4 separate regions of the Homo sapiens genome follow, and all the other regions are linked to region 3. The links are chromatin contacts, found by Hi-C or POLR2A ChIA-PET in ENCODE. All regions are on one chromosome and are shown on one strand. The core of a region is the stretch at or near the end of the contact, and the rest is flanking DNA. Distances in the headings are between cores, read along the strand shown. Region 1 holds the start of H3C3 (H3 clustered histone 3). Region 2 holds the start of H2BC5 (H2B clustered histone 5). Region 3 holds the start of RIPOR2 (RHO family interacting cell polarization regulator 2). Region 4 holds the start of H3C1 (H3 clustered histone 1).

What was found. Hi-C counts contacts between places; a loop is a spot of excess contacts on that map. ChIA-PET counts read pairs that join two places held with the same protein, here RNA polymerase II (POLR2A). Pooled maps may share reads with other maps.
Region 1: a loop to region 3 is called in a pooled map, with 3 times the contacts of the local background. The contact joins the promoter of H3C3 here to the promoter of RIPOR2 in region 3. A Hi-C loop is called at or near these places in 4 of 50 pooled maps. POLR2A ChIA-PET finds 5 or more read pairs at or near these places in 7 of 52 experiments (activated CD4-positive, alpha-beta T cell, activated CD4-positive, alpha-beta memory T cell, activated T-cell and 3 more).
Region 2: a pooled map shows a loop between it and region 3 (4-fold over the local background). The contact joins the promoter of H2BC5 here to the promoter of RIPOR2 in region 3. A Hi-C loop is called at or near these places in 2 of 50 pooled maps. POLR2A ChIA-PET finds 5 or more read pairs at or near these places in 4 of 52 experiments (B cell, GM12878, naive thymus-derived CD4-positive, alpha-beta T cell and 1 more).
Region 4: a loop to region 3 is called in a map of GM12878, with 5 times the contacts of the local background. The contact joins the promoter of H3C1 here to the promoter of RIPOR2 in region 3. A Hi-C loop is called at or near these places in 1 of 168 maps with a recorded cell type or tissue (GM12878), 4 of 37 single-sample maps with no recorded cell type and 12 of 50 pooled maps. POLR2A ChIA-PET finds 5 or more read pairs at or near these places in 11 of 52 experiments (CD4-positive, alpha-beta T cell, CD8-positive, alpha-beta T cell, OCI-LY7 and 7 more).

Annotation. Positions count from the first base shown.
Region 1 is chr6:26,043,297-26,049,082 of GRCh38, reverse strand. H3C3 (H3 clustered histone 3) reads right to left here and starts at 3,699. Exons shown (of 1, transcript NM_003531.3): 1 at 3,214-3,699. The coding sequence starts at 3,672. The coding sequence ends at 3,262. It overlaps H2BC3 (H2B clustered histone 3), which reads left to right and starts at 5,370. Exons shown (of 1, transcript NM_021062.3): 1 at 5,370-5,786. The coding sequence starts at 5,426. It also overlaps the pseudogene H2AC5P. RefSeq lists enhancers at 3,337-3,656, 4,887-5,126.
Region 2 is chr6:26,156,262-26,162,074 of GRCh38, reverse strand. It overlaps H2BC5 (H2B clustered histone 5), which reads right to left and starts at 3,953. Exons shown (of 1, transcript NM_021063.4): 1 at 3,468-3,953. The coding sequence starts at 3,905. The coding sequence ends at 3,525. It overlaps H1-4 (H1.4 linker histone, cluster member), which reads right to left and starts at 5,746. Exons shown (of 1, transcript NM_005321.3): 1 at 4,960-5,746. The coding sequence starts at 5,684. The coding sequence ends at 5,025. H2BC6-AS1 (H2BC6 antisense RNA 1) reads left to right here. Exons shown (of 3, transcript NR_186648.1): 3 at 870-1,801. RefSeq lists enhancers at 753-1,504, 3,573-3,622, 3,762-4,513, 5,243-5,322, 5,583-5,742 and 1 more and silencers at 2,280-2,574, 4,903-4,952.
Region 3 is chr6:24,932,694-24,938,464 of GRCh38, reverse strand. RIPOR2 (RHO family interacting cell polarization regulator 2) reads left to right here and starts at 2,505. Exons shown (of 22, transcript NM_001286445.3): 1 at 2,505-2,627. The coding sequence starts at 2,567. LOC105374981 (a long non-coding RNA gene) reads right to left here and starts at 4,490. Exons shown (of 3, transcript XR_007059514.1): 1 at 4,401-4,490; 2 at 4,095-4,219. RefSeq lists an enhancer at 1,623-1,792.
Region 4 is chr6:26,016,887-26,022,657 of GRCh38, reverse strand. H3C1 (H3 clustered histone 1) reads right to left here and starts at 2,207. Exons shown (of 1, transcript NM_003529.3): 1 at 1,700-2,207. The coding sequence starts at 2,168. The coding sequence ends at 1,758. It overlaps H4C1 (H4 clustered histone 1), which reads right to left and starts at 1,009. Exons shown (of 1, transcript NM_003538.4): 1 at 608-1,009. The coding sequence starts at 979. The coding sequence ends at 668. H1-1 (H1.1 linker histone, cluster member) reads left to right here and starts at 4,871. Exons shown (of 1, transcript NM_005325.4): 1 at 4,871-5,626. The coding sequence starts at 4,926. The coding sequence ends at 5,573. RefSeq lists enhancers at 795-1,024, 246-1,061, 1,365-1,414, 1,445-1,544, 1,062-1,878 and 3 more.

The DNA.
Region 1 (5,786 bases), core at 2,450-4,949, 1.1 Mb before region 3:
AGTTCCTGGGAGTGGTGGGGTGGGGGACTCAAGACCAGATAATCCAGTTTATCTATATGGGTGGTGCCAGCTAATCCATTGTGTTCAGGGTCTGCAAAATAGCTCAAGCATTGATCTTAGGTTTTAAAATAGTGATTTTATCCCCAGGAGCAATTTGAGGTTTAGAATCTTGTAGCTTCCAGCTGCATGACTCCTAAACCATAATTTATAATCTTGTGGCTAATTTGTTAGTCCTGCAAAAGCAGTCTGGTCCCCAGGCAGGAAAGGGGTTTGTTTCTGAAAGGGCTGTTATTGTTTTTGTTTAAAAGCAAAAGTATAAACTAAGCTCCTCCCAAAGTTAGTTAATCCCAAACTCAGGAATGAAAAGGACAGCTTGGAGTTTAGACGTTAGATGGAGTCGGTTAGGTAAGATCTCTTTCACTGTAATAATTTTCTCAGTTATGATTTTTGCAAAGGCAGTTTCACTGTCCACTTCACCTCACATCAGGCCTCTGACTAGAGGATTCCAACAATACTTAGGCCAGGACACCACCATGTCTCCTTATCCACCCTGAGGGAGTCCAATTTCTGAAACAAAGGAAACTATATATGATAGTATGAAACTATATATGAGAAGGAAATTATATATGATAATCAATTTTAGGGTTATCTTATTGATTAGAAGATATTAAAGTGTGACACTGCCTGGCAATGATATCTGCTGGTAGTAAGAATTTGGCGAATTTAGTGAAATTCCTGAGGCTGAACCTCCACTTCTGTAAAATGGAGACAGTGAGATAATTTGCCTTACAATGCTGAAGTAAGAATTTTACACAATAATTCAGACCAACCACTTCATGTGGTACTTGGCCCGTGGAAGACTATCAATGACAGTTAGTTTATAGTTTATACTATTAATGAATCCTTTGTTTCATTGTTATTTCCTTCTACACGTTGGCCTCTCTAAAAGAAGGTAATATTCAATACAAATAAAGTTAAAACAGCTTGCAGAGTTGTCCCAGGGAACTCACTTAACCACTGAAGTGTTCAAATTGCTTAAGGTTGACTTTATATTCTCCTGACTAACCTTTCTCCTTCTGGTATTTCTTCTGAGAACAGCACCACCATCCAAAGCATCATGCAAACAGTGGTCATCCCAGACCAGTAATTCTCAACTCACAGGGTGCTCCTGCAGAGATGTATTTGAATAGAGTGGTAGGATGCTGAAGAAGGCCACGTAAAATTTGGCCAGTGATCTGGGGCAGATTTATCCTGAAGCTAATGAAACACAAGTGTAAGGGCCTGTACTTCCAAGGTGCAGAGAGGGGCCCTACAAATGTGTTAGTTTGTCTCTCTCTCTCTCTCTGATTTTAAAATTTGCAGTATTAAGGTACTTTAATCACGGATGGTTCAGGCTGCTATTTTCACTCAATCCTCCTTTTTATTAAAATCACCATTGTCTGATTATGTTAGAATCCTGATGAAAATATTTGGAATTTGAGTAAGAGAAAGTTTAGTTGAAGATGTATCTAGTATGGGGATAATAAGTTACGTGATTTGCATATGTGATCATGTGTACTTCATTCGTTGCCAGCCAATCTGACGTAAGAATGGCTTCAAGGAGGCCGGGCGCGGTGGCTCACGCCTGTAATCCTAGCACTTTGGGAGGCCGAGACGGGCGGATCACGAGGTCAGGAGATCGAGACCATCTTGGCTAACACGGTGAAACCCCGTTTCTACTAAAAATACAAAAAATTAGCCGGGCGTGTTGGCGGGCGCCTGTAGTCCCAGCTACTTGGGAGGCTGAGGCAGGAGAATGGCATGAACCTGGGAGGCGGAGCTTGCAGTGAGCCGAGATTGCGCCACTGCACTCCAACCTGGGAGACACAGCGAGACTCCGTCTCAAAAAAAAAAAAAAAAGAATGGCTTCAAGGAATGTTCCTACTGCTCACTGGAATAACTCACCTAAATTCCTGGCAAGATGCAGGTCTAGATAAAATGTTATGACATCTAAGTATTCAAAACACATTCCCAGCACTGAGAGTGAGTGTCTAGTGGAGAGTAGAAACGTATAGAGCCAGAAGCTAGTCTGGAAAGAATTCTTACAAAGTTTACAACTTACATGTGAAAGGAGCTTAACAGAGGATTTTCCAAATTTGAAAACAATCCTAAAAACTTACTTGACATTACCAATAATGTGTTTTGAAACTGAAATACTTCTAAGTTATGAAGAAAACATATTATCATCAGCCACCCTGGAGGAAAGATTGAATTCTATTTCCATTACCTATAGACAACATTACAAAATAATTTCGATCTGAAGATGGAATCAGAGTATTCAGTCAAAACTACAGGAAAATATACTTGGTAGTGTCATATTCAGAAGTTAATAAAATATGCTATTTTCTGAATTTTGTGATGGCTGTTGTTTTGTCAGCTTTTATAAAATTGGAATTTGATTTTATTTTCCCATTATAAATTTATATTTACAGTCTGCAGTACTTTTGCATTTTTAATTTTACATTATAGTTTTTAATAGTTAACAAGTTGTAAAAGGTTTGATCCCCAGAAAACCTTGATCTACCCCATCAGTTAAGTATACTAATATATTTAGAAAATGGATGAAATCAGCATTTGAATATTTTTAAATATTTATTAAAAGAGGACATGGGTAAAAGAGCTTTGCAGTTGCCACCCTTCATTCTCAAATTCCCTGGATAAGGATGACCGCATAATCTTTGGATGGTCATACGCAAGTCTTGTGTACTTGTTACATAAATCTATTTAGTGGACTTTTGGCAGTGTGTACTGAGGCCAGTTTCTTCCACCTGAGCTCTGACTCCACCTCCAGCAGCCCAAAACCAATACTGAATTTTGGGGTCAGCTATTGTTTTTGTGGACTTAGGTAACTACACACACATTGTCTTTATGATAGCTTTAATAATACTGCCATCAGAACTAAAATTGTCACGTGGATTAAAAGGAGTGACGGTGGTGTCCCCAGGAGCCTTTCAATATGTAAGTATTTACACATATACATGCTAAAAAGACCCCTAGGAATTTTTTAACAAGGGCAAAACAGTAACTCAGCTTGTTTTCTCGCAGTAAAACCGGTTGAAAAGGCCTGATAGACTTGTCTGCAGTTACAAAACTTGTGTGTAGTTATCACCTTTATATCTCCTGGAAACTAACATAGACAACCGAATGGGTTACAACTGTTTTTAAGTGAAATTGTGAGTGGCTCTGAAAAGAGCCTTTTCAATGAGGAAGAAACGGGCAGACTTATGCCCTTTCCCCACGGATGCGACGTGCCAGCTGGATATCTTTGGGCATGATGGTGACGCGTTTAGCGTGAATAGCGCACAGATTGGTGTCTTCGAAGAGTCCCACCAGGTAGGCCTCACAAGCCTCCTGCAGCGCCATCACCGCAGAGCTCTGGAAACGCAGGTCGGTTTTGAAGTCCTGGGCGATTTCTCGCACCAGGCGCTGGAACGGCAGCTTCCGGATCAGCAGCTCGGTGGACTTCTGGTAGCGACGGATTTCGCGCAAGGCCACGGTGCCCGGGCGGTAGCGATGAGGTTTCTTCACGCCACCGGTGGCCGGAGCGCTCTTACGGGCTGCTTTAGTAGCAAGCTGCTTGCGCGGAGCTTTGCCGCCGGTAGACTTGCGAGCTGTTTGCTTCGTACGAGCCATTTGCAATGAGAGCACACACAAAAGTGTAGTGAACTGAGAGCAAGTGGCCTTTAAATATAGTGAGAAACATTCTGATTGGTCCTGTAATATTTCAAAAGTCCCGCGCGATAAAATCATTGGCTGAAGAGTGACCAGACTGATTGGTTCATTACTAGACAATCTTATTGGATGAGTTGCCCCACCGCCCATCCTGTCCTTTTCGTTTCAGTTATCTGCAGCGACAAATTGTCTAAAATTCTAGTTCATCCAGTCCCAAAGAACAGAGTGTATAACAAGGTATCTAAGGATTTTTAAAATGTAAATTCCGATTCAGTAAGTTTGAGTGGGACTTGAAATTCTGCATTCCTGACAGTCTCGCAAGTTATCAATGCTGGTGAACACTCACTAAACCACCAGAAACGTTCAGACTCATGTCGGGAAATAACGCTTATATTCAGAGAATGAGATTCCATGCTATTTTGTTACTGGCGAACAGCAAGTTTCCTTGCCCTTTGTTTTCTAAGTCCAAGTCACATTCCCACCCTGCCTGTTCTCAAAATGTCTTATTTTGGTTGGCCTTAAGTTTCACTTTGTATACTCTAAAATGTACTTTCTAAAGGAAGGTGTTATTTTCTCGAAACTTAACTTTTTAACACCATTAGGCTAGGGGGGCGGTGGCTCACGCCTGTAATCCCAGCATTTTGGGAGGGCGAGATGGGACGATCACTAGAGGCCAGGAGTTCAAGACAACCCTGGCTAAAATGGTGAAACCCCGTCTCGCATAAAAATACAAAAACTAGCTGGGCGCGGTAGCAGACGCCTGTAATCCCAAGTACACAGGAGGCTGAGGCATGAGAACCGCGTGAAGCGGCGGGGTGGAGGTTGCAGTAAGCCGATATCGCGCCGCTGCACTCCAGCCTGGGTGACAGAACTAGACTGTCTCAAAACAAACCAATCCAAACGAAAAGCAAAAAATACCCTAACAGAAGCAAGTTATCATCCTTTCTTGTGTAACTATGGACGGCTCTGAAAAATGCCGTTTCAAGTGTAAGCTACGTTTTCTGATTTGAGTGTTTACTTGACCTTGGCCTTATCGTGGCTCTGTTATTTTGGCAACAGGACGGCCTGAATATTGGACAGGACGCCTCCCTGAGCAATAGTGACGTTGCCCAGCTGCTTGTTGACCTCCTCGTCGTTTCGGATGGCCAGCTGCAGGTGGCGGGGGATGATGCTGCGGGTCTTGTCACGTATGGCGCTGCCCACCAGTTCTAAGATCTCGGCGGCCAGGTATTGTAAGTACACTGGCGCACCGGCTCCGACCGGCTCAAAATAATTGCCCTTTCGAAAAAGATGACGGACTCTGCCCTATTGGGAACTGCAAGCCCGGTAGCGACGAACAAGTTTTTGCTTTAGCTCCATTTTCCACGTCCGCAAATAGCGACCTATGAAAGCAGCGGAAAACTGTGAAAGACAAGCAAGCTGGAATGGCGCCTGAACAAATCCTTTTATACAAACTGCAAGGCTGCAATAGGAAGCTATCCTATTGGTCAATTATGTTTGGTGCTTTATCCAATAGAAAAAGATAACATAAATTCCATATTTGCATAAACCCCACCCCTCAGTGAAACCGTGTTTCTTTTGTCCAATCAGAAGTGAGGAATCTTAAACCGTCATTTGAATCTCAGGACTATAAATACATGGGCTCTGAACTGTTCTCTGTACTACTCTGTAGTGGAGAGTGTTAGTAGCTTTTCTATTCTGTTTAGGAATAGCAATGCCTGAACCCTCTAAGTCTGCTCCAGCCCCTAAAAAGGGTTCTAAGAAGGCTATCACTAAGGCGCAGAAGAAGGATGGTAAGAAGCGTAAGCGCAGCCGCAAGGAGAGCTATTCTATCTATGTGTACAAGGTTCTGAAGCAGGTCCACCCCGACACCGGCATCTCATCCAAGGCCATGGGGATCATGAATTCCTTCGTCAACGACATCTTCGAGCGCATCGCGGGCGAGGCTTCTCGCCTGGCTCACTACAATAAGCGCTCGACCATCACCTCCAGGGAGATTCAGACGGCTGTGCGCCTGCTGCTGCCTGGGGAGCTGGCTAAGCATGCTGTGTCCGAGGGCACTAAGGCAGTTACCA
Region 2 (5,813 bases), core at 2,704-5,203, 1.2 Mb before region 3:
TAATTAATTCACAGCACACATAGTGACTCCCTTTTTTTGTATCATTTTTCTGTTTAAATATTTACTTTGTTAACCTAGGCTTGCTTTGATGAGCAATACATTAGGTTTCAATTTTTATTTTCTTATATTATTTTTAATTATTAGTAATCCATCCATTCTAGAAAATTATTGGCCATGATCTTTTAAATCTCACATTTGCATCATTCTCCCTGATTGTTTCTTCTGGTACTGTGATTAGGTCAACGTCAGATCATATTTTACTACTAATTCTAGGTCTCTTTTCATTTATTTATTTATTATTTGAGACAAGGTCTCACTCTCATTGCCCAGGCTGGAGTGCAGTGGTGTGATCATGGCTCTCTGCAGCCTTGATTTCCCTAGCTCAAGTGATTCTCTCACCTCAGCCTCCTGAGTAGCTGGGACCACAAGCACGCACCACCATGCCTGGCTAATTTTTTGTATTTTCAGTAGAGTCGGGGGTTTGCCATATTATTCAGGCTGGTCTCCAACTCCTGGGCTCAAGCAATCCTCCTGCCTTGGCCTCTGAAAGTGCTGGGATTACAAGCATGAGTCACCTTGCCCAGCCCTAATTCCAGGTTTCTTAAACTCACTTTTGCATTTTTATCTCTGCATTTCAGATAATTCCTTAAGATCTGATTACATAGTTTATTAAATTTCTACCGGTAGGTCCAATTGGCTGCTGTTAAACACATGCAGTAAGCTTTTCATTTCAATTTGTCTTATAATTACATGTTTATTTTCTAGAATTTCTATTAGGTTCTTTTTTCAAATCTATGTGGTCACTTTTGGTATTTCCTTAGTCCCTCAATATATTTATAAGACTTTTTGTTTCTTTTTTTTTCCTTCAGATGGAGTTTCACTCTTGTTGCCCAGACTGGAGGACAATTGCGTGATCTTGGCTCAATGCAACCTCTGCCTCCTGGGTTGAAGCGATTCTCCTGCCTCAGCCTCCTGAGTAGTTGAGATTACAGGTGCATGCCACCATGCCTGGATGATTTTTGTATTTTTAGTAGAGATGGGGTTTCACCATATTGGCCAGGCTGGTCTCGAACTCCTGAGCTCAGGTGATCCGCCTGCCTCAGCCTCCCAAAGTGCTGGGATTACAGGCGTGAGCCACTGTGCCTGGCCTCTTTTTCTTTTTTCAAAAAGACACTAGTCAATTCGAGTCTGTTTTTTTTTTTTTTTGAGACAGAGTCTCATTCTGTGGCCCAGGGTGGAGTGCAGTGGCACGATCTTGGCTCACTGCAAACTCCACCTCCCGGGTTCACGCGATTCTCCTGCCTCATCCTCCTGAGTAGCTGGGATTAAAGGCGCACACCACCACACTGGCTAATTTTTTGTGTACTTTTAGTAGAGACGGGGTTTCACTATGTTGGCCAGACTGGTCTCGAACTCCTGACCTTGTGATCCGCCTGCCTCAACTTCCCAAAGTGCTGGGATTACAGGCATGAACCACCGTGCCTGGCCTCAAGTCTGTATCTTGTTAATTCTCCCTTTTCATTTCCATTGTCTGTTGCTTTTTTTTTTTTTTTTTTTTTTCAGAGACAGGATCTCAAACTTTTGGCCTCAAGCAATCCTCCAGCCTCAGCCTCCCGAAGTGCTGGGATTACAGGCATTAGCCACCACGCCCAGCTCCCATTGTCTGTTGCTTTTGTTTTCATTAGTCATACTTCTAGTTTCATGATGTTTAATTTAGATTGTGAAGCTCCTTGTGCATTTTTGGGGGGATATTTTAGCTGTGGCAATTTGTTGAGGTGTAAAATGAAGCTTCTTTTCCAGAGATGACTTGTATTTGTTTCTACCGGGTGCTCAGGGGCACAAAACCAGCCTGGGATATGCCTAAATTAAATTCTCAGCTTGGGTGTTTGAATCCCTATGGTATGAATGCCAGGAACAAGTAAGCATCGATGGCTTGTAGTCCAAGCCTTAGCAGTAGAATCTACACTGCTCAGAACCCAACTTCGGAGCTGACTTTTTTATTTGCATTCATCTGTGATGGGTTTGTATGTGTGGTTCATCCTTCTACTCTTGAGATGACAGATTTAGGTCTGGTGTCTCACCTTCACCTAAGAAGATATATCAGGCTCTATACCCTGGTCAGTTTCCACGGGTTGAGTAAAAGCCAGCTGTAGTGCTTGGGGTTTAACATGGGCCAAGTCCCTGGCTCTGAGTTTACTTTCTTAGACCCTCTTTCTTACTTTTAAGAATTTAGAAAATATTACTCAGGCTTTTATTTATCCGTCCAAGTACCACGCTTGCCATGTTATGGAAAATGTATCCCATAATCCATCATTTCGTGTTTGTTTATGAGGGCATGAGGACAAACTTCTAAATTCATTCCTCTTTTAGACAATGATCATCCATCCATCACTTAAATTCTCCCTCTCAGCCAACATTTGACTCCAAACCTAGCCTCATCCATCTCACATTTTTCACGTCTCAAGTATTTGTTCCTTTCCTTCTGGCCACTCCCTCCTAGTTCCCTCCCGACTCTTTTCCGAGATTCTTTTTCTCCCGCAATCATCCATTCCCCAGCAGTGAAAACCTTTTGTCATCATCCTACCTTGTGCAGCAGAAGCTACATCCTGCCAGAAGGAGGTTTTCTTTCCCTTTCTACCTCCTCCAGTCCTCCGTACTCAGGGGCATCTAGGAAAGGATAAATTGTACTGCAAAGGGGGCTTCAGTCCTGCGATAACTATTGCCTACGTGCAGTCAGGCACCTTAATGATTGACTATTTGGTTTCTGCCGTTACCCGGAGGACTTTTAACCTGAAAGCTGCCAAAAAAAAAAAAAAAAAAAAAAAAAAAAACCTATAAATTAAATGACTTTCAGAAAAAGACGGTTTAGCAAAAGAATTTTAAGGTGTCTCAGAAGCTGCTTCTTTTTCCTGCACCTCAGCGCCTAGGATCCGCCTTTCCCTGCCCCACTCGCTTAAGAGCTTCAGACAGAAACTGGCCCAATTACAAAACAAATCAGAAACCTTTGTAATAGTTCCGTGTTCAGCTCACATTGTCTTCAGCCTTTACTTGCAGTTATTACATATCTGCATGGTAAAAATTTTACAAGAAAATGGGCGGGGGTGGTGGTGGAGAAAGCTCCAAACATAAGGAAGTTGTCAAGAGCGTGCACTTTCGTGCTCAGGGCGGGCCGTCACCACACCGAGTCCCGGATCAACATCACGATCAACTTGGAAATCTGCACACGGAAACCAAAGAGCTGTACATTTACAATACTTTCAGTTTATGCTAGTGTTATGTGATACTAAATGAGCTAACGATCTAATACGTACCCATAGCACTCAATTTCTAGTACCTATTGTTATTCCCTGTAACTTCCAAGTTATTTCCTCTGCAGTACTAACGTAACATTAAAGATTGGTACTGTGGTGCTAAGTCCAATAACCCCCCTTTTGAATGAAATGATTACAACTCATTTATTGAAAACATGCGTGGCTCTTAAAAGAGCCTTTGGGATTAGGTGTAAAGATGCTTACTTGGCAAAGTTACTTGGAACTGGTGTACTTGGTGACGGCCTTGGTGCCCTCCGACACGGCGTGCTTGGCCAGCTCCCCCGGAAGCAGCAGGCGCACGGCCGTCTGGATCTCCCTGGAGGTGATGGTCGAGCGCTTGTTGTAATGCGCCAGGCGGGAAGCCTCGCCTGCGATGCGCTCGAAGATGTCGTTGACGAAGGAATTCATGATCCCCATTGCCTTGGAAGAGATGCCGGTGTCGGGATGGACCTGCTTCAGCACCTTGTACACATACACTGAATAGCTCTCCTTGCGGCTGCGCTTGCGCTTCTTCCCGTCCTTCTTCTGAGCCTTAGTCACCGCCTTCTTGGAGCCCTTCTTTGGGGCAGGAGCAGACTTGGTAGGTTCAGGCATCGTAGCGTTAATAGTTAGAACACTGTTGCAAACACCTGAGAAAATAATCACTCCCGCCGAGGCCCTGTTCATTTATAGATGCGGTATTCAAATGAGGTTAATCAGATTTCGTTTATGATTGGATTAATTTTAGAGTGTCGTCACAAATGCCAATGTAAACGACACTTAAAAGTCTACCTTTTCATTGGCTATTTCGTTCCTTTACTTGTACCCAATGAGAAAGCCCAGACCAGACTACCCGAGGCTACTATAAATAGGCCTCTTTAGGCAAGACAGCTGTGCACTTCGCTTGGAGCAGTTGGTTTTTGAGATCCGACTTTTTTAACATTGTGGTGTCAGAACTTACACCGAAAGATACTTAACAGATTAGGAGAACTCACATTCCTTTCTTCCTTTAACAAAGTATGGGACTCGTTGCATACAGAAGCCGTGCTAATTGGGACATCCCCCCCCCCCAAGTCTGTCAGTTTTACGTTTCGGCAAGTCCTTAATCCATCCAAATGCCACATTTAAGGACCAAGTATTTTTCTGCAGTGTCGGTTTCTAATTTTCAGTTATGTGGCAGTAGTCTCCCCAAGCACTTGAAATGTAGCCCTTCGGAAATAATGTCAGTACTATGCCACTTGTCCTAAGACGTACTCCTCTGAAGTCCCTCACTGCCTGCCATACTCGATAGGGATAACCAGTAGGCTTGTAACCAGCACAGAAACTGATACACTGTGCCGTGTTTGGAACTCGGAAAAACCCAGCTTAGAAACCCGGGAAAATCCCAACATTTTTTTTCCCATGCTATCTGGAGGCCAGGGCCTGCTAAAAGTGCAAAGCACAAGGGAGGCCCAAATGGGTTCAACTCCGACACTCGAGAACGCAAAATCGAGATGACGCCACTGCACTCCGGCTTGGGCGACGCGACGCCTTAGTCAAAAATAGCTCCGGAGACACACAAAATCCCACTCCTCTCCCCGACTTTGTTCCCGGGAGACCCGCCCCTGCTTAGCAGCGTTTTCCCGAGCCACGCCCCCTAATAGTGCAACAGCTCTTTTACTGAGAGCGGTGGGTGGCTCTGAAAAGAGCCTTTGGGTTGTGTTGGGCTTCTAAGCAGTTGGCCAAAGGAACTTTCTACTTTTTCTTGGCTGCCGCCTTCTTTGGCTTGGCTGCCTTGGGCTTGGCGGTCTTTGGTTTAGCCGCCTTGGGTTTAACTGCTTTGGCCTTCGCTGGGCTCTTGGGCGCCTTTTTTGGCTTGGCTGCTTTCGCCTTTTTCGGGCTTTTCGCTTTTTTGGCTCCAGCAGCTGCAGCCGGCTTCTTCGCCTTCTTTGGGGTCTTCTTGGCGCTCTTCTTGGGGGTGGCCGCCCCCGTCGCCTTCTTGGGCTTCTTCGCCGCTCCTGCTGGCTTCTTGGCCTTGGCCGCGCCTGCCTTTTTAGCCTTAGGCTTGGCTTCCCCAGAGGCCGCCTTCTTGTTGAGTTTGAAGGAACCCGACGCGCCGGTGCCCTTGGTCTGCACCAGGGTGCCCTTGCTCACCAGGCTCTTGAGACCCAGCTTGATGCGGCTGTTGTTCTTCTCCACGTCATAGCCAGCGGCTGCCAGCGCTTTCTTGAGAGCGGCCAAAGATACGCCGCTGCGCTCCTTGGAGGCGGCAACAGCTTTAGTAATGAGCTCGGACACCGGGGGCCCAGACGCTTTGCGCTTGGCCGCACCTGCAGACTTGCGGGCCTTCTTCTTCACGGGAGTCTTCTCGGCAGGGGCCGGAGCAGCGGGCGCGGCAGGCGCAGTCTCGGACATGTTGAAGGCAAGCGTGAGCGAGAGCAATTCGAGCCGGAAGCAGAGGCACTGGCCGGGACTCGAGCCGCGGCGCTGCGCCCGCCCGTTTATATAGGGCGGAGCTGCGCCGTGATTGGTGCGCTGTCCAGC
Region 3 (5,771 bases), core at 1,256-3,755:
CTTCTGTAATGAAGTACCACAAACTGGGTGGCTTAAGCAACAGAAACTTACTGCATCACAGCTGTGGAGGCTAGAAGTCCAAGGTCAAGGTGTTGGCAGGATTGGTTCTTCTGAGGGATGTGAGGGAGAATCTCTTGCAGGCCTCTCCCCTAGCTCATGGTGGTTTACTGGCAGTCTTTGGTGTTCCTTGGCTTGTGGATCTCTGCCTTCATCTTCACATACTATCCTCCCTATGTCTATGTCTTTGTCTAAATCTCTCCTTTTTATGAGGAAGTTAGTCATATTGGATTAAGGACCCATCCTCCTCCAATATGATATAAGTTCATCCTAACTAATTATATCTTCAATGGCCCTGTTTCTAAGTAAGGTCACATTCTGAGGTACTGGGGGTTAGGACTTCAACATATGAATTCAACAGGGGAGACACAATTCCACCCACTTAAAATGAAACAGGCCTACAGAGGTTATGCTAACTTTTTGAAGTGGAATAGCTAGGGCCCTCAGGTTCACGTGGTAACCAGGTAGTTCTGAGGTGGGAGGTGAGGGAGGTAGTGCAGGTCCCCAAGAGCCACGGGGATGCTGCAGTGAACTGGACTGTGTGCAGTCACTCCCATAAGTTGTCCAGACATGAGGTAACAGAGTGAGCTCTGGAATTAGTCAAATCTGCCACTCACTAGCTGCCTGATCTTAGGAATGTTTTTCAAGCCCTCAGAGCCCCCATTGCTTCATCTGTAAAATGGGATAATAGCACCCACCTCATGAAGTTGTGGAGATTAAAGGACATAGGACAGTAGTTGAGAAATGTAGTGATTATCAAAATGGACACCCATCCTCTTATCCCAACCACACAAAAGAGAGCTTTAGTCCACATCCAAATTTCCTACACCTAGGCCCATTTTAATTAATTTAATTTATGTAACTAAGTGCAACCCTTGTCCAGAAACATCATTCAAGTGGGGATCATGGTAGGGGGTGGTAAAAGGGTCAGAAAGGGGAGATGCAAAGGAGAGCTAGAGAAAAGGATAACTCCAGTTCTCTGCCTGTCAGTGTGTCTCAAGGTGGGCATTATTGGTATTTGGAGCTGGACAGTTCTTCCTGTTGAGCTACTGTTCCATGCATTATGGTAAGGTTGATATCCCTGGGCCCCTGAGTGCTAAGACATTAAATACCAGTAATAACCCCCAGTCATTGTGCCACCCAAAACACCCCAGACATTTCCAAGCTCTCCTCTAAGGATGGTTCCAGCCCTGATTGACAACAATTGGTGATCCCAGCAGGACCCAAGCTGTACACTGTCTTTGGGAACTGCTGCAGCCACCAATGCAGGGATGAACTGACTGTTGCTGCTCAGTTAACCCTCAGTGTCTGATTCCTGAATTCCTCTGGGGTGATCCCTTCTCACTGCTGGATTTCTCCAACCCTGTTGTCCACAGTCTCTTCTGGGAGAAAATGGTGCAATTTCAAGGTTGCAGTTACAGGAGGAGGGGACAGTTTCTCTAGGGTAACACTGGGAGTATCTTCAAAACCATGCAGTAAATAAAGTGCCAAAAATAAACACCTTGGGTCAACAGCTCCTCACTGTCATCTCCATTTGCATTTTCTAAGCTTCTGGCCACCTAAGAGATCTTACAACACAGTGGAGTGCTCTGGGAAACCCCGAAATGAAGTCTCAGTATTACTCAGAGAGATGTGTGTTTGTTTGTGCAGCCAGACAGAATTTGGCACACGTTGGGTAGCTCGATATGGTGATGCCAGCCAATGGTGCTCGCGTAGAAGCTCAGTGTTCACTCATCCCTTTGGGAGGACTGCTTTTTGAGTTACATTTTCTTCTTTCTCCTTTAGTGATACAGTCTGAAGTATCAAACTGAGTAAATATTGTGAAATGCAAGATGTTTGACCAAAACCAGTTATCTATTCATTGACTATAGATTTAATCGAGCCACATAAAGCCTAGATATGGTTCAGTTTGGTTTAAATGCTGTAAAGTTTCCAATCCTTAAATGCAAGAGGTTTGAAAAAAAGAAAAGAAAAGAAAAGAAAAATGCAACTATTACTGAGCAAAATAAAAGCTCTGTCCTCTAAATGCCTGCTTTGGTTTAACATAGTGGCTTGCTTTACTTTCAGATAAATTGTAATTGAAGCAAAACCAAGATATGAGAAATATGAACTCCCTCTTTCAACAAAACCCATTGTGTTCAAATTCATAAGCAAGAAAGTTAAGCACCCACCTTCCTCTTTAAGGAAATATGAAAGTTGTTGCTTTGAAATAGAATTCATTGCATTCAGACTTTGAGTGATATCTGTATTCATATCCAACCGGATCTGCAGCCCTCTTCAAAAAATTCTTTCTCCTCAGTGGTGAGAATTACCCCACCTGGGATTCACTCTTCACAAGGCTCAAGAAGCCTATTCATATGAATGAAACTGCTTTCTTCAGGGCAGATGCGGAAGCTGCCCTCCAGAGGGCTTGGGCAACCCAAGGAAAGGAAATCACCTCGGTCGGCAGTGTGACTGCTGAGACTGCCGGGGCTGCTGCCTGCTGCTTCTCGCGCCTGTCCTCTCCAAGATGCAGTTTTTTGATGCTGAGGAGCTCCTGGTCGATGAAGAGGATGATGTTTTTGGTGAAGGTAAATGCATCTTTCTGGCAGGAGGCTCTCCGGTCTGCTTTGCTTTGTTTTGACACCACTGGACACTTTTGCCCAGCTTGGGCAAGGACTTGAGTATTTTGAAATGATAAAAACAAAGCATCCTGAGTGAGGTAGTGGCTGCAAATATCAACTTAGGCACTGAAGGAATACACAAGGCAAGGGGTGGAACAAGGGGTTGAGTCATTCCCGCAAATACATTTTTTAAAGTCATGACTAAAATAAAGGTTTAGTTTAGGCTGGAAAATAGTACTAAATTTTTTGCCTTGTCTCTCTTCTGTGCTATCTCTTGTCTAACACCTTAAGGAAAGCCTGTCACAGTGGTTTGAGCACAGCAGGGCTGCTAGGGAAGAAGTTAAATAAATGGACCAGGAGTGGTTTTTCATGGTACCATGTTGCTTTGATTTGCACTTCTCTCTTTCTGTCTCTCTCTCTCTCTGTCTCTCTCTCTCTGTCTATCTTTCTCTCGGTCCTTCTCTTTTTTTTTTTTTTTTTTTTTGTTGTTGTTTTTTGAGACAGAGTCTTGCTTTGTTGCTCAGGCTGGAGTGCAGTGGTGCAATCTCAGCTCACTGCAACCTCCGTCTCCCGGGTTCAAGTCATTCTCCTGCCTCAGCCTCCCAAGTAGCTGGGACTACAGGCGCCCACCACCATGCCCAGCTAATTTTTGTATTTTTAGTAGAGATGGGATTTTGCCATGTTGGCCAGGCTGGTCTTGAAATCCTGACTTCAGGTGATCCACCCTCCTTGGCCCCCCAAAGTGCTGGGATTACAGGCGTGAGCTACCATGCCCGGCCTGGGTCCTTCTCTCTTACTCTTCCTCACACATACTTGGCACTCCAACCCTCCATTCCCTTTTCCAATTTTCTTTTTTCCCAAGTCGGGATACTGGAGCCCTGGTAGCTTCCAATCCCCATTGGCACTGCTCAGTTTTCTGTTCTCATCTTGCAGCTTTTCCATGACTTGACCTATCCACTGGAATTTAACTGTAAAGGTTGCGATTTTAAAGGGATGATCTAGTCATTGGATGGATGTTTTGTTCAAATGCTGCCTATGAGATTGGGCTATAGGCAAAAGCTTTTTTAGAATTTGGAGCCACCTAAATAAAGGAAATTTGGACTCAAGAATCTCGTGAATTTGATTATTTTCCGCAAGAAACTACGTCTAGCAATTTTTTAAAAAACTCTATTCAGTAATTTTTTAAAAGGAACAGTAGTAAGGTTTTTGTGTATGTGTAATTACCCAAGCAATACAAGTTCGCTGAAGAAAAATTAGAGTGTCGCAAAGAACCCCTTGTAATCTAGTCATGTAGAATGTAATCATGGTTAATATTTTGATGTTGTCTTTCTGCTATGTTGTTCTAGCTACAGAAATATTTAAAATCATTAGTTGGGTTTTTATCACAACTTAAATCAATTTGAAGAATATCTATTGAGCTTCGCTGCTGTTTACCAAGTTATCATTCTGTTGTGTTACTTTGATGGCAGGCGTTTAGGCCACCAACACCTTGAAGTTTGATCTTAGGCCCCATTCTTCAGCTTTCACTTCTTAAAGATGTTTCCTCTTTAAGCAAACACCTTAAAGAGAAAATTTATACTTAGATACTAACTCTTTTGAGGACCTGAAAAATGCTCACAACTATGAAGATAAGCTTAGAACGGAAAAATTGGCAATCATTCACCCACACCTCCCTCCAGGAATGGCATTCCAAAACGCCCAGCCCACATTTCTTTGCCTATAGGAATTTTGCTCTTTTACATCTGGCTATGATACTTAAGAGCGCCCTCTATAGGCTGATGCACTGCACTCTGGATTATGCGTGGCCCCATCCTGAAGGGAAGCGTTAAGACCAAGCAGGGCTGGATGAACCTGTGTGTTCTCTCTCCTGAGCATTCATCATTTCCAAGGTGATTATTGTAACCTCACTAACCATGTTGTAGTGGAATGGCTGAGGTCCCCAGGTTCCAGGTAGCTAGGTAACCAGCTAGCTCTGAGGTGGGAAGTGAGGGAGGTAGTGCAGGTTGATAAGTTGGGAGTCAAACGAGATTCAGACTCAGATTCTGGTTCTGCTTCGTGGTACCCATACAAGCTAACTTTGGTCTCCTCAATGGTGAAGTGGGACAGTAATACCTATCGGTTGTACAGATTATCTTCATAGTAGATGCATAATGTTTGCGTTGCACTTCAATGTGGTATGCTTTATCTTTTCCAAACTGATTATCTCATTTAACTTAATCCCTAAAGATTAAAGAGAAAATCCTTGCAAGGCCAACATCCAGTGTATTTTTATTCAGTTTTCAGAGCCGTGGCTCATGTTTGGCAATTTATGTGAAAGCATGTCCAGCTGCTGCCTCATTTTAAGCAAGCTCTGTGTGGGGTAACAGTCAAAAGCTTCAGCTCTGGAATTGCACGGTCTAGGCTTTGCCAACCAATTCACTTATGACCTTAAGCAGGTTACCTAATCTCTCTGTGCCTCAGTTTACTCACTTATAAAATGGAGTCCAAACCTCATATGGCTGTGTGTGGCTTAAGTGTTATGATAGGGAAAGCTTTTAGAATAGTGGTCAGTACTTAATACATATGAATCCCTATTGTCTATTTACAAAAATGGGTTTATAGAATAGTGACCATTTTTTCACGTCTGGTTAACCTCAGATTCAAAATAGGACTTATTTACAGAACTTCAGTTTATAAATAACTTTTCAGAGGTTTAACGTGGCAGATATAGCACTGAACAAGTTGTTAGGAGTCTGAGTTGTAGCCTTGCCCCTGCTGTGGTATAGCTGGAGGATCTTGGGCAAGTCATTTATCTTCTTTGAGCCTCATTCTTCTTCTGAAACAAGGGGACTGATTACACATTCTCTGAGCATTCTACTACCCAGTCTCCAGTCTTTACTTCAAAATGATGTATCTACCTGTAAAAGTTCATGCTTGTTCTAGGATTCACGCATACTTTCAGCTCACTTAACATGCCTAAGCAGAAAGCTTTTGGCACAATGAGTTTTCCGTAACATAAAAAAAGGAAAATGCCCAGAAGCTTGTTATTAGGGCAACTATATTTCCTTGCAATTGACACATTTTTAAGATCCCTTTCTCCTAGAGGTTACACAGATTTAGAATTTAGGTGCA
Region 4 (5,771 bases), core at 958-3,457, 1.1 Mb before region 3:
CTGCTGAAGGCCGCGGTAACACTGAAAAAGGTGCCTTTTCTCTCTAAAACAGATTTTAATCTCCCCTGAATTTAGTGTCCTGGGTATTCCAGGAGTCTGAATAGGGTTTCAATTTTCAGGGTCTTTTTAATAGAGTAAAACTGTATTGGTGGCGATAAATTTAGTATTGCTCTCAGTACATGATTGAGGGATACTTAAATGTCTCTGTGATTTTATTTCATAATCGCTAAAAGATGGTTTTTTTTTTTCCTAAAACAGGGTTTTTGTTTTTTCTCAATAAGCTTCTTAGCTTCCCCTCCGGCTCCCTGGCTTGCCTCAGGAAATATTAGCTCATCAGTTCTGATTGGTTGACAGCTACGAATGGCCCTCATTGATTGGGCAGCGCTTCTTTGTCCCTTGGAAACTAATACAAATTTTTAACACTACTTTTTTTCCACTCTTTCTTCAGAGTTGGAATATCGTTGCTCCCCTACCCATATGTAGTGAGTGGAGGGCAAACTTGGAGTTCCCCTAATCTTTCCTTTTTAGGATGTCAGCTCAGTATCATTCATCTTAATTACACATTGAGCTTCTTGACTTAATGGATACAGCTCTTCTTTTGTTTAGTTGGGCGGCCCTGAAAAGGGCCTTTGGTTCAGAAATGCAAGCTGTGGAGAAATCAGCAACCTTAACCGCCAAAGCCATAAAGGGTGCGTCCCTGGCGCTTAAGCGCGTAGACCACGTCCATGGCAGTGACTGTCTTGCGCTTGGCGTGCTCCGTATAGGTGACAGCGTCACGGATCACGTTCTCCAAAAACACCTTGAGCACCCCGCGAGTCTCCTCGTAGATCAGACCAGAGATCCGCTTCACACCGCCACGCCGGGCCAGACGCCGGATGGCCGGCTTGGTGATGCCCTGGATGTTGTCACGCAACACCTTGCGGTGGCGCTTGGCACCCCCCTTACCCAAACCCTTCCCGCCCTTACCACGTCCAGACATGACTTCCCAAGAAGTGAACCAAGAGCAAGTGAGAGAATAGGAAACCGATCTTTATATATCTACGTTACCCCTGCCCCCACCTCCAGCGGACACTGAGACTGAAAAGCGCGCAGGCGGGAAATGTGACGCCTACAGTCCGCTCCTTTAACCCCTCCTCCAAGCCCCAGGAAATGGCGGGAGCAGCGATTGGGGGAGGGTGGGGAGATGAGGGTGGGACCAAGCAGGCTTGACCAATGGCCTTTATTTTCTTAACAGAGCTACAGGCTTTGAGGAACTGGGTTAAGAATTAAATGTAAACCCATTCTGACTCCAGAATTATTTTAAGTCGAACTTTTTTTTTAACCGAATCTCTCTGTCGCCCAGACTGGAGTACATTAGAGCCATCTCGATTCACTGAAACCTCTGCCTCTCAGGTTCAAGTGTTTCTCCTGCCTCAGCCTTCAGAGTGTAGCTGGGATTACAAGCGCTCGCCGTCGCGCCCGGCGTGTTTTTGTATTTTTCGTAGAGACGGGATTCGGCCATGTTGGCCAGGCTGATCCCGAACTCCTGATTTCTGGTAATCCGCCCGCCTCAGCCTCTCAAAGTGCTTGAATTACAGGCGTGAGTCACCGCGACCGGCCGAAATCGATTGGTTTTGAAGCCTTCAGTAGCATTAAAACGAAAAGTGCTCCCAATGCATTCCCTTTTGTCTTAAATTGGTTTCTTACAGCTACTTTACTTGAAAAGGTGGTGGCTCTGAAAAGAGCCTTTGCTTGGACCGTCAGAGAGACCACAGTAATCACGCCCTCTCTCCGCGGATGCGGCGGGCGAGCTGGATGTCCTTGGGCATGATAGTGACGCGCTTGGCGTGGATGGCGCACAGGTTAGTGTCCTCAAATAGCCCTACCAAGTAGGCCTCGCACGCCTCCTGCAGAGCCATCACAGCGGAGCTCTGGAAACGCAGGTCTGTTTTAAAGTCCTGCGCAATCTCGCGCACCAGGCGCTGGAAAGGTAGTTTACGAATAAGCAGTTCAGTGGACTTCTGATAACGGCGGATCTCGCGCAGAGCCACGGTGCCCGGCCGGTAGCGGTGGGGCTTTTTCACGCCGCCGGTGGCCGGAGCGCTTTTGCGGGCTGCCTTAGTGGCCAACTGTTTGCGTGGCGCCTTGCCACCAGTAGACTTCCGAGCAGTTTGCTTAGTGCGAGCCATGACGGAAAAACAGCACAGCGGAACACCCAACACTAGCGCAAATACGCCCATGAGCTGCTCTATTTATAGTGTGTAAAGTGCAGTGATTGGATGATAGAAGACGCTAAATATGACGTTACACACTCTGATTGGTCTATCTTTAAGCCAGCAACAATCGTGCAGTTTCACCGGCTACTATATTCTATTCCAACTCTACAGATGATTATTTAAGTGGTATTTTATTACTACTATTATTTTATTTTACTTTTGCTTTGTTCCCCAAGCTGGTCTTAAACTTGGGCTCAAAGGATCTTCCCGCCTCAGCATCCAGAGTAGCTGGGATTACAGGGGAGCCCCACTGCGCCGGCTTGGACTTTAATTTTTTAAACTTGTCCTCTTCTACATCTGGTTTTCATAACCTGAAGGCTGTGTTTATTTTCCATAAAACAAGGCATTGATTCCAAAGGTATTATAATTCCCCAATTCCGTATAACCTTCAGCTCTTTAGGAAAAAAAAAAAAAAAAAAAAAAAGAGGGAATACTGCTCACCTCCTCTCCGGAAATGTACCCTTTACGGGAATTTCTGAAACCTTTCACAAGAATTGGATTCCTTTGTAATGCTTTAATTGACTTAGGAGTGTTATTGAAATCTACAAAGCATCTCAAACATAGTAGGATTACACTATTACTCAGAAACATTTTCTATGAGACGTCTTTCTCTTGATTATGCTCTTTGAATCCTAAACTTGCAGCGTTCTGCAGCTTTTGTTTTCTAAAGCCTAGGTGTACTCTGCCAGTCACAAAATGGCGTTTCTCCAGCACTGCCGCCAGGTACCACCAGCTGGGAGTTGTTCCTCTTGCGGAGCAGGAGGTGGACTTGGCCCAAGAGAAACTGGATAGTGGTTCGCAAGGAACATAATTTAGCATTGCCAAGAGCTAATGCAATCATTTTGAAAATCTCAAAACACTGAAAAGTGGATTGTGACCTTTTTAAATTCACAAGAGACAGGCCACATTCTATCTTTTGATTGGTTTAGGCTATTTTCTTGAACAGCCATTTAGAAAGCAGATCTATCATCCTTCATTTGCATGGAGCGTTCCCATTTTATTTGAAACCAGTTTAACCCAATAGAAAAAAGGGAGGCAGAACCCATTATTTAAAGTGGAAACTCCTGAATCAGATAATTAGGAGTATTTCCTTTTCAAAAGTTGCGTTTTTTCAGATACCTCGCTTATTACACTAAGAAAGGTTTATATCTTTCACAAAGGGTTTACTTACAAAAATCTTCCAATTTTGTATACCTGTGTTTCATAACTGACTAGCCGTCAAACCAAGATGTAGAGTTTCCAACCGTTATTTTCCAAATTTTTAGAAATTACGTGAAATATTTGAATGCATGCCTTCTCAATAAAATGGGACGTAGGAAGCACTGGTGCAGAAGATGGGTACAATACTTATCTGGGACCACTCCATTATTTGGTTGGCACGTTGTTTGAACAAAAAGGGGAAAAGCTCAGGTTACTTAGCATGGTTCGGACTTATTTGAAAACTACCACAGCAGGAGCGGAAATAAGACCGCATTACCTCACTCTCTGCTGTGCTGTGCTAGGGGGTTATCCAGAATAGGATTGTAGAAGTGGATGTCGATTTAATAGTTTTTTATTCTCCCATTAGCTGAGTCTCTGATTGGCAATGTGAGATCGTTTTAGCTTATTGATACTTTGAAATGCACTTAACAGCCACAAACAAGTTAAAGGGTTGTTACCATAAAATCTTATCCCCAGGGTGTGCTTGCATTTATCACCCGTGTTTGCTTTCACACTAAGTGGACTTAACTCCCCAGCAGAATGCCTGTCAGGGAACCGGTTTCGTGGACCCAGCATTTAACGCCTTTCGCAGGCTTGTGAGGCCCATAAATATTTGTTGAATAAAAGAATGAGTTGACCATGTCATGGTGCGCTGATTGCGTGTGCTGACATGGAACACAGGTTGTAAACCTTAATACCAATTTGGGGCATGTTGTATGGATGAAAAGGGCATTGGAAATTCCTGAAGTGCATCCCACATTGGACTGTGGAAATAAGTTGCAAGTGCAGAAACGTTTCCACACTTGCAGTTTGAGTATTAATTGCAGCGTTTGTGAATTCTGGTGTTGTCTACGATTCATTCTTGTTTGACGTGAAAGGTATTCGCGAGACACATCGCTCTAAAACATTGCCAGAAAATGTAATAGAGTTGATGACAACTGGCCCTAACACGGCCTAAAACTCGCACTTTTCTCTCCCTCCGCAACTATTCAAAACACTGTATTTTACATTTCTTGCAAATTAAAAACTAACATCTCTGGCAACGGACCTCTAAAAATTTCTAATAAAACTCCTCGGATGCTTGTGGCACTGCATTTGTAAACCGCCCCCTCTCAACCTACTCCCTAAAAAAGAGCTGCTTTTTGAGAGAGAAGCGGTACCCTCTGATGTTACTGGGCGGCAGTCTGCCTACAATTTCCTTCACAATGAGGCAACCAGAGCGGCTTTTTCTGTGTGTTTGCTTGCGTTGAGGGGAGCAGGACCATAGGCCCTAGAGGCCCCCAGCTGCCTTCTGAGACTGGGCGAAACCCTCGGCAGCGCGCAGGGGGCGCTAGGGCGCGAGGGGCGGGCACTGACGGGCACCAATCACGGCGCAGTCCCACCCTATAAATAGGCTGCGTTGGGGCCTTTTTTTCGCATCCTGCTTCGTCAGGTTTATACCACTTTATTTGGTGTGCTGTGTTAGTCACCATGTCTGAAACAGTGCCTCCCGCCCCCGCCGCTTCTGCTGCTCCTGAGAAACCTTTAGCTGGCAAGAAGGCAAAGAAACCTGCTAAGGCTGCAGCAGCCTCCAAGAAAAAACCCGCTGGCCCTTCCGTGTCAGAGCTGATCGTGCAGGCTGCTTCCTCCTCTAAGGAGCGTGGTGGTGTGTCGTTGGCAGCTCTTAAAAAGGCGCTGGCGGCCGCAGGCTACGACGTGGAGAAGAACAACAGCCGCATTAAGCTGGGCATTAAGAGCCTGGTAAGCAAGGGAACGTTGGTGCAGACAAAGGGTACCGGAGCCTCGGGTTCCTTCAAGCTCAACAAGAAGGCGTCCTCCGTGGAAACCAAGCCCGGCGCCTCAAAGGTGGCTACAAAAACTAAGGCAACGGGTGCATCTAAAAAGCTCAAAAAGGCCACGGGGGCTAGCAAAAAGAGCGTCAAGACTCCGAAAAAGGCTAAAAAGCCTGCGGCAACAAGGAAATCCTCCAAGAATCCAAAAAAACCCAAAACTGTAAAGCCCAAGAAAGTAGCTAAAAGCCCTGCTAAAGCTAAGGCTGTAAAACCCAAGGCGGCCAAGGCTAGGGTGACGAAGCCAAAGACTGCCAAACCCAAGAAAGCGGCACCCAAGAAAAAGTAAATTCAGTTAGAAGTTTCTTCTAGTAACCCAACGGCTCTTTTAAGAGCCACCTACGCATTTCAGGAAAAGAGCTGTAGTACACAGATGAAATCCCCCAAGCAAATGCAACACGCCCTCAATTATATTAGAATCACTTGGAGAGTCGATAGAACTTTAACATAGCCTCATCTAGTAAGAATTTACTACTCAATCTATCAA